Linked DNA regions of Homo sapiens: all the other regions are linked to region 2. The links are chromatin contacts, found by Hi-C or POLR2A ChIA-PET in ENCODE. All regions are on one chromosome and are shown on one strand. The core of a region is the stretch at or near the end of the contact, and the rest is flanking DNA. Distances in the headings are between cores, read along the strand shown.

Region 1 (2,700 bases), core at 179-2,678, 1.8 Mb after region 2:
TATCATTTCTTTTATCTAATAAGCTGAGAGATGTTTTACAAATTTAGGCAGAGACAATATTTTAAACCTATACATACTCAAAATACACAAAATCTAATTTTTAAAAAATGCCTTAAGAATAGTCATGCATTCCAAGGTGAGTTTCAAGACCAACACATACAATGAAATCATATGCATATTTGTTAAATACTGTAATAGTCAATGCTCAACACATCATTATTCTCTCATGCCCTCAGTGAAGTGATCCTCAAGAAGGTGAATGTAGACAAAATTGTAGAAAACGTTGTTCTAAGTCTTTCCCGTGCTTTCTAATAATAGAAAAGAATAGTCTCTTAGATATGTCTTTGTTTTCCCTGCTACATTATTAATACTCCTTGTTTTTTCTTTCCTACCCTGTACTATATTTCAATTACGTTATAGTCTAACAAAGAGAACAGGGTGGTTATTTTCATATGGAGATTATGACTGAATAATTCACTTCTAACTGTATTCAAGACATTGGCTTTGTTCTCCAAATACTTCTGAATTGAACCTTTACGATTATATAACCTTTCCTCAACTGTTCGGAAAGTATAAAACATTCCACAACGACCCCTAAGTAACTGTGCCCAGCAACACCAACTGGTCAGAGAGTGGGAAGGCTGCCCTAACAATTGAAGTCTTTTCCCTCCATTCAACGAACACTAAACACTAAGATCTACTTAGGAAAAGTCATGGGAAGGGGAGCGGTGGGCGGTACAAAGGAGATTCGGTCCCTGACCTAAAGAGCGTGGTGCTGAGACGAGACTTGGTCGAGGAGAAAGCCCCAGCTTTCGGCGTCAGCAGGGAGACACCAAAAAGGCTGTGCCTCGGTTTCCTCACCTGCTGAGGAGGGATACACCCCCACCAGCACGCTCGCAGTCTGCAGGCATGAAAACCGGCCTAAAGCGCTGCAGAGTGGCTGATTTTAAAAGGGGGATGGCTCCGTTTCTCCTCCAGAGTCAGGGCCCCGGACAGCGCGCAGAGCAGAGGCCAGCCCGAGTCACCGGGCGCGGTCCCCGCATCCGTGTGGGCGCCTCTTAGCTCCCGCCCAGAGAGCGGCCGGGCGGCCTTGCCCTCCGCAGCAGCAGCCCGGACGCCCGGCCAGGCCCACCCCGCGCACCCACAGCCCACGGGCCCAGGCGCCCCGCCCACCCTGTGCCGGCCCGGCTTGTCTCGGTAGCCCCGGGCTCCCCTCCCCCGCTTACTTTCTGGGAGTCCATGGCGAGTGGCTAAGCCCACTGGGCTCGAACCCGAGACGACGAACCGTGTGAGGAGGCTCAGCGAGATCGCACACCCCAAGACCGCTACTCACTGCACTGCCCCAGCCCGCACCGGCACCGCCCGGCCCCACCCGTCCGCGCCCAGACCGCGCGCGCCGTAGTCACGCCGCGGTTGCCAGGGTGAAAGGGCGGCCCGCAGAAGGGAGGGGCTGAGGAGCGCACCGCGCCTGCGCGCAGCGGCTGACTGCTCCCGGGAAGTAGCCGTGGAGGGTGGGGAGCGCCGCCCGTCTGTCTACCGCTAGTGCCTCTGCAGGCTGCACTCCCTTCCCCCATCCTTTTTCCTCCAGCGATAGCGGTCTCTCCGGCCCTGAAATAGGCCACTGGGCATCCAGCAGCCGGCCGGTGCGGAGGGCCCGGGAAGGAAAGAGTATCTGGTGCTGGAGACGGATTAGCCCACCCTCCACCCAGCACGCATCTGAAGCCCCTCCCCACACTATCCTTCGAGGGGCAGCCAGGCTTGAGCGGACCCAGCGGTCCAAAGGGAGGAAAAGGGCTGGGGTGGGGATGTAGCGAAAACGTGGGAAAAGACCTTTAGGGGATGTGGTGGAAACGTGGGAGGAGGGATATAGGGATGAGAGTGGCGGAAACGTGGGTGTGGGATTAATATGAGCTTTGGGGCCTGGCACAGTTTTTCCCGGGGACCCACCCATCCTCCCCGGCACCTCGCTACCTGTATGATTTTGAGCAAGTCAGTCTGCCTGAGCTTGTTTCATCTGTAAAATGAGAGAAATAATGCGGACTTTGCAGAGGATTGTGAGGATTAAATAACGTATGGTACATAATTAGTAGTGAATAAATTATAGTCATTCTCTTTTTTTTTTTTTTTTTTTTTTTTTGGAGATGGAGTCTCGGTCTGTCACCGAGGCTGGAGTGCAGTGGTGCCATCTTGGCTCACTGCAACCTCTGCCTCCCGGGTTCCAGGAATTCTCGTGCCTCAGCCTCATGAGTAGCTGGGATTACAGGCGCCCCCACCACACCTGGCTAATTTTTTGTACTTTTAGCGGAGACTGGTTCTAGCCATGTTGCTTAGGATGGTCTCGAACTCCTAAGCTCAGGCAGTCCGCCCACCTCAGCCTCCCAAATTGCTAGGATTACAGGTGTGGGTTACAGGGCATGTGCCAGGCCCATTATAGTCATTCTTAGTGGGGAGTTAGAACCTGCTCGGTGTGGCCTGAGGCATCAATGAAGATTTTAGAAAGCTTGGAATTTAGTAGGCTTGAGAAAGTTCTTCCTCAAGCAGACAGGCCTCATCTTCCATTTGGATGACTCTGGAGAGGCTCACAAAAGTTCAATTAGACAGTCATTTATGATGAATGAATAAAAGGGAAATACATATTGAGTACCTATTCTGTACCAGTTCTACAAACAAAATTCAGTAGTGGGCAAGGCCCTGTTTCTC
Region 2 (2,700 bases), core at 87-2,586:
ACTGACCTCAACAGTGTCTCTTTATGCAGTCACAAATACAGAAAAATGTATAATGTGGACTTCTGAAATGTTTAAGGCTTTAACTGCAGAAAGGATTCAAAGTTGTTGTTTTTTGTTTTTTTTTTCTTTTTTCCCCCTTGAACTGCTACTGTTTGGGGCATCGGGGGAGGGTGGCTGCAGCGTTCCAACTCCTACAATTCCAAGATTTCTAACACAGAAAACCCGTTAAATCTGAAGTTTAGTTTGAGCCTGGATGGCTGTGAAGAGCTCTAACAGCTAAAACCATCACCAAAGAGGCCTCAAAGTGCAATCTACGCAAGGGTGTGGGTTTGGTGGCGGGAGGAAGGCAGCAGAACGATTCATTTGCAAATAAAAGGGTAAACAATTCTGAGGGGAAAGGGGCAAATTCATTTTCACCACCACTCACCTCTCGGCGGCAAACGGAACCTGATACTTTTTTTTTTCTTAAGGCTCATCTTCTCGGGTTACCAACTCTGGGAACTAAGCGGCTAACCAGGTCCACACAGGGGTAGTGGCGACGCCTACGTCTCCCTCCCCCACCTGTGCACCCATACCAGAAAGCCAGGCTCTACGGCTGAGACGGCCTGGACCTTCCCATCCCCCTCCGGCCCCGCTAGCACGAGCTCCTAGGCCCAGGCCCGCGGGCGTGCGCTCCACGCCATCTGCCACCAGGCCTTCGGCGTCCGGCCACTGCTTCCCCATTCTCCTGCCACAAAGCCCACGGCCAAGACAGGAGGATCGGCTCCGCTGTACGCCGCCAGGGCCGGCACCAGGACCCAGGGCCCTCATCGCGCCCTCCGGGGCTTCCCCCGCTGGAGCGCGCCGCCCGGCCCCACGAGCTCCTGGCGCTCCCCGCGGCCCGCACGCGGCTGCCCCTGCCCCCGGCCCGCGCGCATACCGTCTCCTCGGGGTCAATGTCTATCTTGAAGGTCTGCTGCTGGAGGGTCTTCAGGGTGACCTGCATGGTGCCGCCGCGCAGCTCGGCTGCCGGGCCTGCGCCGGGTGCTGGCCGCTGGGCGGGGTCTGTGGCCTGGCGGGGCCCCGGGGTCGCCCGCGCTCCTCGCGCTCTGGGGAGGAAGGCGGTGGGGGTGGGGGCTTGTCACATTCGCCCAGCGGAGCGGCCTCTCCCCCAGCCCGTGCCCCGGACCGCGCCGCTGCCTCCGCGACTGCGGCCTTCCCCGCGAACTCGGGCCGCCGTGCTTCCTCACGCGCCGAGCGCCAGCCACGGAGTCTGCAGAAGGCGCGAGGGGGTCGGCGAGACAAGCAGGGAATCCGCTAGCTCACCACAGGATGGTGGCCGCCATCATCGTGACTCGCCGAGACGTGCCCCCTCCCCCACGCGAAAAACCTGGGGGGATGGGGCCGGGCGGGCGAAGCGCGCAGGCGTGGGGTGCGGCGACGCTTTGCGCCGGCGCGGCCGAGGACTCCGCCCCAGAATTGGGGGCGGGGCGGAAGGCGGTCCTGGAATGTCGGCGGCCTGGACCCGGATTACGCAGGCGCGTTCCGTGGGCGGCAAGGGCTCCTGGGGCTTCCTCCTAGCGACTATTGCTGGGGCGTTCTCTCCGGCTGCCGCGGCTCCGCCTCTGTGCAGGCTCCGCCCGGCTGCCGAAGTTACGCAATGTGTAGCCCGGGAAGCGCTTCGTGGAGACCCGGCAGAGTGGATGCGGAGCCCTGGAGCGGGGGAGTAATCGGGGCGGAGTTTAAGTGAAAGGATGGCGGTAACCACAGTCTGGGGGCCAGCACCCGCGGGGCGCTTGCTGCGGGGCTCAGCCCTGGGGGTGTCGACTGATTCTTTAATCCCGACAGCACAGACTCCTGAGCTGGACTGCCCGAGTTCAAATATTGTTTTTTCTCACTAGCCTAAACAGATGGACCGATTTAAAATGAAGGTCAAGTTCTGTCACACCTCGGGGTAGAACTGTCCAGTGTTTCCCCATCTAGCCCCGAGTTAAAGTCAGAGTTATTAGAACGGATGCATTAGCCCCTCGCCTTTCTCCGAGTCGCCTTACTCTCCCCACTGGTGGATTCTAGGTTGCCCCCGGCTCCCTTAACATCCTTGCTCAGATATTGCCTTCTTGGTGAGGTCTGTTCTGGCTGCCTTACTTAAAATCCCAACTTCCTATCTCTGTTATCCTGCTCTGTTTTCTTGTATAGCGGGTATCCCTTTATAATTACCCTGTAATGTACGTATCTCTTGTTTATCATCTTTCTCCTTTTCCTGTGAACCCCAGACTGAAGCTGCACAGAGGCAAAGATTTTGCTGTGTTCACCCATGAACATGCCTGGCACATTGCAGGTGCACGGTAAATATTTGTGGAATGGGTGAATGTGCTTCTGGATCCTCAGCAGTAGAATGAGAATAATAATGTCACTCATTGATTATTGGAGGGGGAAGTTGAATATTGTATGTAAAATCATGATAAACAGTCTGTAAGCAGTTAGCTATTAGTAGAAAGTCCGTTTACAGATAGAAAACTGAAGTACAGAGATGTTGAGTAATGCACCTGGAATAACCCAGCCAGTAGTAAATGGCAAATCCACAATGTGACCTCAGACAGAATGACTCCAGAGTCTGTGTCCCAGGGTGTGCCACTATTCCCCTGTTTTTTGTTTTAAAGATTATTCTTATTTTTTTAAAGCGTCTGACTGTCATCCACGCTGGAGCGCTGTAGCACAAAC
Region 3 (2,700 bases), core at 110-2,609, 1.6 Mb before region 2:
TTCTATCTGTATTGCATTTTCTAGGGCTTCCAGTGTGGTGTTGAATAGAAGTGTTAAGAGTGAACATCCTTGCCTTTTTCCTGATATTGGAGAAAATTCACTTGTCTTTTAGCATTAAGTGTCATGTTTGCTTTTTTAAAATTTTATTCTATATTATTTTATTTTTGAGACAGAGTCTTGCTCTGTCACCCAGGCTGGAGTGCAGTGGTGTGATCTCAGCTCACTACAACCTTGACCTCCTAGGCTCAAGCGATCCTCCCACCTCAGCCTCCTGAGTAGCTGGGACTGCAGGAACATGCCACCATGCCTGGCTAATTTTTGTATTTTTTGTAGGGATGGGGTTTTGCCATGTTGCCCAGGCTGGTCTTGAACTGTTGGATTCAAGCAATTCGCCTGTCTCAGCCTCCCAAAGTGCTGGGATTACAGGCATGAGCCTCCGTGCCTGGCCTGATATTTGCTTTTTTTTTTTTTTTTAATGCTCTCTATTGCAGAGTTGGCAAACTACAACCTGTGACAAATCCAGCATGCCACCTGTTTTTGTAAATAAAGCTTTATTGGAGCATAGCCATGCTCATTAGTTTACATCTTGTGTATGGCTGCTTTAACACTACAGCAGCAGAGTTAGAGTTGTGACACAGATAGTTTGGCCCATAAGGCCTATATTTACTGTCTAATCTTTTACAGGAAAAATTTGCCAATTCCTGCCCTCTTGGTTTGAGGAAATTCCCTTCTGTTCCTTGTTCTGAGAGTTTGTATCATGAATGGGTGTTAAATTTTGTCAAATGCATTTTCAACTATGAAGGGTTTTGTTTTTAGACGAGTGATATGGGGGACTAGGTGATTGATTTTCTACTGTTAAACCAACCTTGCATCTCTGGGTTCAACCCCACTTGGTATTATAGATTTATTACCCTTTTTCTCTTGTGGCAGATTAGATCTACTAAAATTTTCTTGAGGATTTTTGTGTTTGTGTTCATGAGGGATATTGTAGTTTTTTCGTGTCTTTGCCATGTTTTGGGTATCAGGATAATGCTGCTGTCATTGAGGGGTGACAAAAATGAGGGGTGGTGTCCTTTACACTTCTGTTTTCTGGAGGATTTCATGTAGAATTGGTATGAGAGTCTAGCTTATGGTTAAAAACCTATGTGTGATGTTTCAGACCTGACCATAAACAATTACAGACTTTACCTAGGAGGCCACATGGGGAAAAGCTGCCCTCCCTACACCAGACTTGGCGTACTGCCAATGCATTACAGTTTCTAAAGGGAGTTGCAGTCAAGGACTCAGGGCCCCCTGTTAGTCATGCTCTTGTAACAGTATTTGCATTGAGAGTCCTGGCACTTTCATTCTTAGGTCTCTCTATCTGAGGCCATGGGCCAAGGTCTTCTTCAGGCACCTCTGCCAAGGCCTGTTTATGCAAGAAGGAGTGGAAAAACCTTGACATTTTTTTCCACTGTGACTCACTACCCAGTACTTTTCCACCCTTAGCCCCCTTCCTTTGCACCCATACCCCCAAGATCCATCAAACTGCTAAAGCCTTTTTTTCCAAGCTCCTTCAACAGTGAACCAACCCTCATGTCTGTGTGGATCCAGCTGACTCTTGACTAGTGAGTTGTTCCTTGGGAAAAAATGGAACAGAGAGAGTTGGTGCTTTCCCTGGTTTTAGCCTCTTGCTTATACCAATGCAATGCCTGAAGGCTTAATTCATTTTTGACTTGTTGCTTTGATCAGCTACTCCAACACCTGACAGCTCAGCTCTTTCTCCCAGCTCTTGGGAGATATTTTTTTCTTTAAATGTTTAGTAGAATATACCAGTAAGGCCATCTCGGCCAGGAGTTTTCTTTAATGAAAGCTTTTCCACTATTAGTTCAGTTACTTTAGTAGACATTAGCCTATTCAAGTTTATCTGTGTCTTCTGGAATGAGCATTGGTAGTTTATGTCTTTCAAGTAATTTGTTCATTTCATCTAAATTGTCAGATTTATTGGTATGAAGTGTTTATAGTATTCTCTTATTTTACTGTCCGTAGGGTCTATGGTGATGTCCTGTCTTTCATTCTAGATATTGATGTGTCTTCTTTTTTCTGATTATTCTGGCCAGAGGTTTATCAATTTTATTGATCTTATTAAAGAATGAACTGTTTCATTGTTTTTCTCTATGATTTTTCTGTATTCTATATCATTCTTTTTTTATTATTTTATTATTTTATTTGCTCTTTATTTTTCTAGTTTCTTAAGGTGATGGCTTACTTTTATTTTTTTCTTATTTTTTTCTTTTGTTGTTGTTGTTTTTTTAAAGAAACAGGGTCCCACTCTTGCTCAGGCTGGAGTGCAGTGGCACGATCATGGTTCACTGCAGTCTCAAACTCCTACATTCAAGCTGTCCTCCCCCCTCAGCCTCCAGAGTAGTTGGGATTACAGGTGCATGCCACCATGCCTGGCTAATTTTTAATTTTTTTTGTAGAGATGGGGTGTTACTAGTTGCCCACGCTGGTCTGAAACTCCTGGCCTCAAGTGATCCCTCCACCTCTGCCTCCCAAAGTGCTGGGATTCCATGTGTAAGCCACTGTGCCTGACCAAGGTGATGGCTTAAAGCTATTGATTTGAGATGATTCCTTACTTTATAGTTTAAGCATATAATGCCATAATTTTCCTCAAGCACCGTTTTAGTTATGTTATACAAATTTTGAAATGTTTTGTTT

What was found. A loop is a pair of places that touch in the nucleus more often than their neighbours do. ChIA-PET counts read pairs that join two places held with the same protein, here RNA polymerase II (POLR2A). Pooled maps may share reads with other maps.
Region 1: a map of GM11168 shows a loop between it and region 2 (7-fold over the local background). The contact joins the promoter of FSD1L here to the promoter of RAD23B in region 2. A Hi-C loop is called at or near these places in 1 of 168 maps with a recorded cell type or tissue (GM11168), 2 of 37 single-sample maps with no recorded cell type and 10 of 50 pooled maps.
Region 3: a pooled map shows a loop between it and region 2 (4-fold over the local background). The contact joins the enhancer-like site here to the promoter of RAD23B in region 2. A Hi-C loop is called at or near these places in 1 of 37 single-sample maps with no recorded cell type and 4 of 50 pooled maps. POLR2A ChIA-PET finds 5 or more read pairs at or near these places in 1 of 52 experiments (activated CD4-positive, alpha-beta T cell).

The regions. Positions count from the first base shown.
Region 1 is chr9:105,446,762-105,449,461 of GRCh38, reverse strand. It overlaps FSD1L (fibronectin type III and SPRY domain containing 1 like), which reads right to left and starts at 1,428. Exons shown (of 14, transcript NM_001145313.3): 1 at 1,227-1,428. The coding sequence starts at 1,241. RefSeq lists a silencer at 938-1,547.
Region 2 is chr9:107,281,915-107,284,614 of GRCh38, reverse strand. RAD23B (RAD23 nucleotide excision repair protein B) reads right to left here and starts at 1,336. Exons shown (of 10, transcript NM_002874.5): 1 at 920-1,336. The coding sequence starts at 985. RefSeq lists a silencer at 798-1,357 and an enhancer at 1,848-2,007.
Region 3 is chr9:108,884,675-108,887,374 of GRCh38, reverse strand. The region is part of intron 29 of ELP1 (elongator acetyltransferase complex subunit 1); the gene reads left to right. Among named protein-coding and RNA genes, the nearest start is that of ACTL7A, 24 kb to the right of the region's middle. Within about 2 kb of position 1,359, at least 5 of the 41 ENCODE cell types and tissues checked have a DNase peak (open chromatin) inside an H3K27ac peak, as active enhancers do.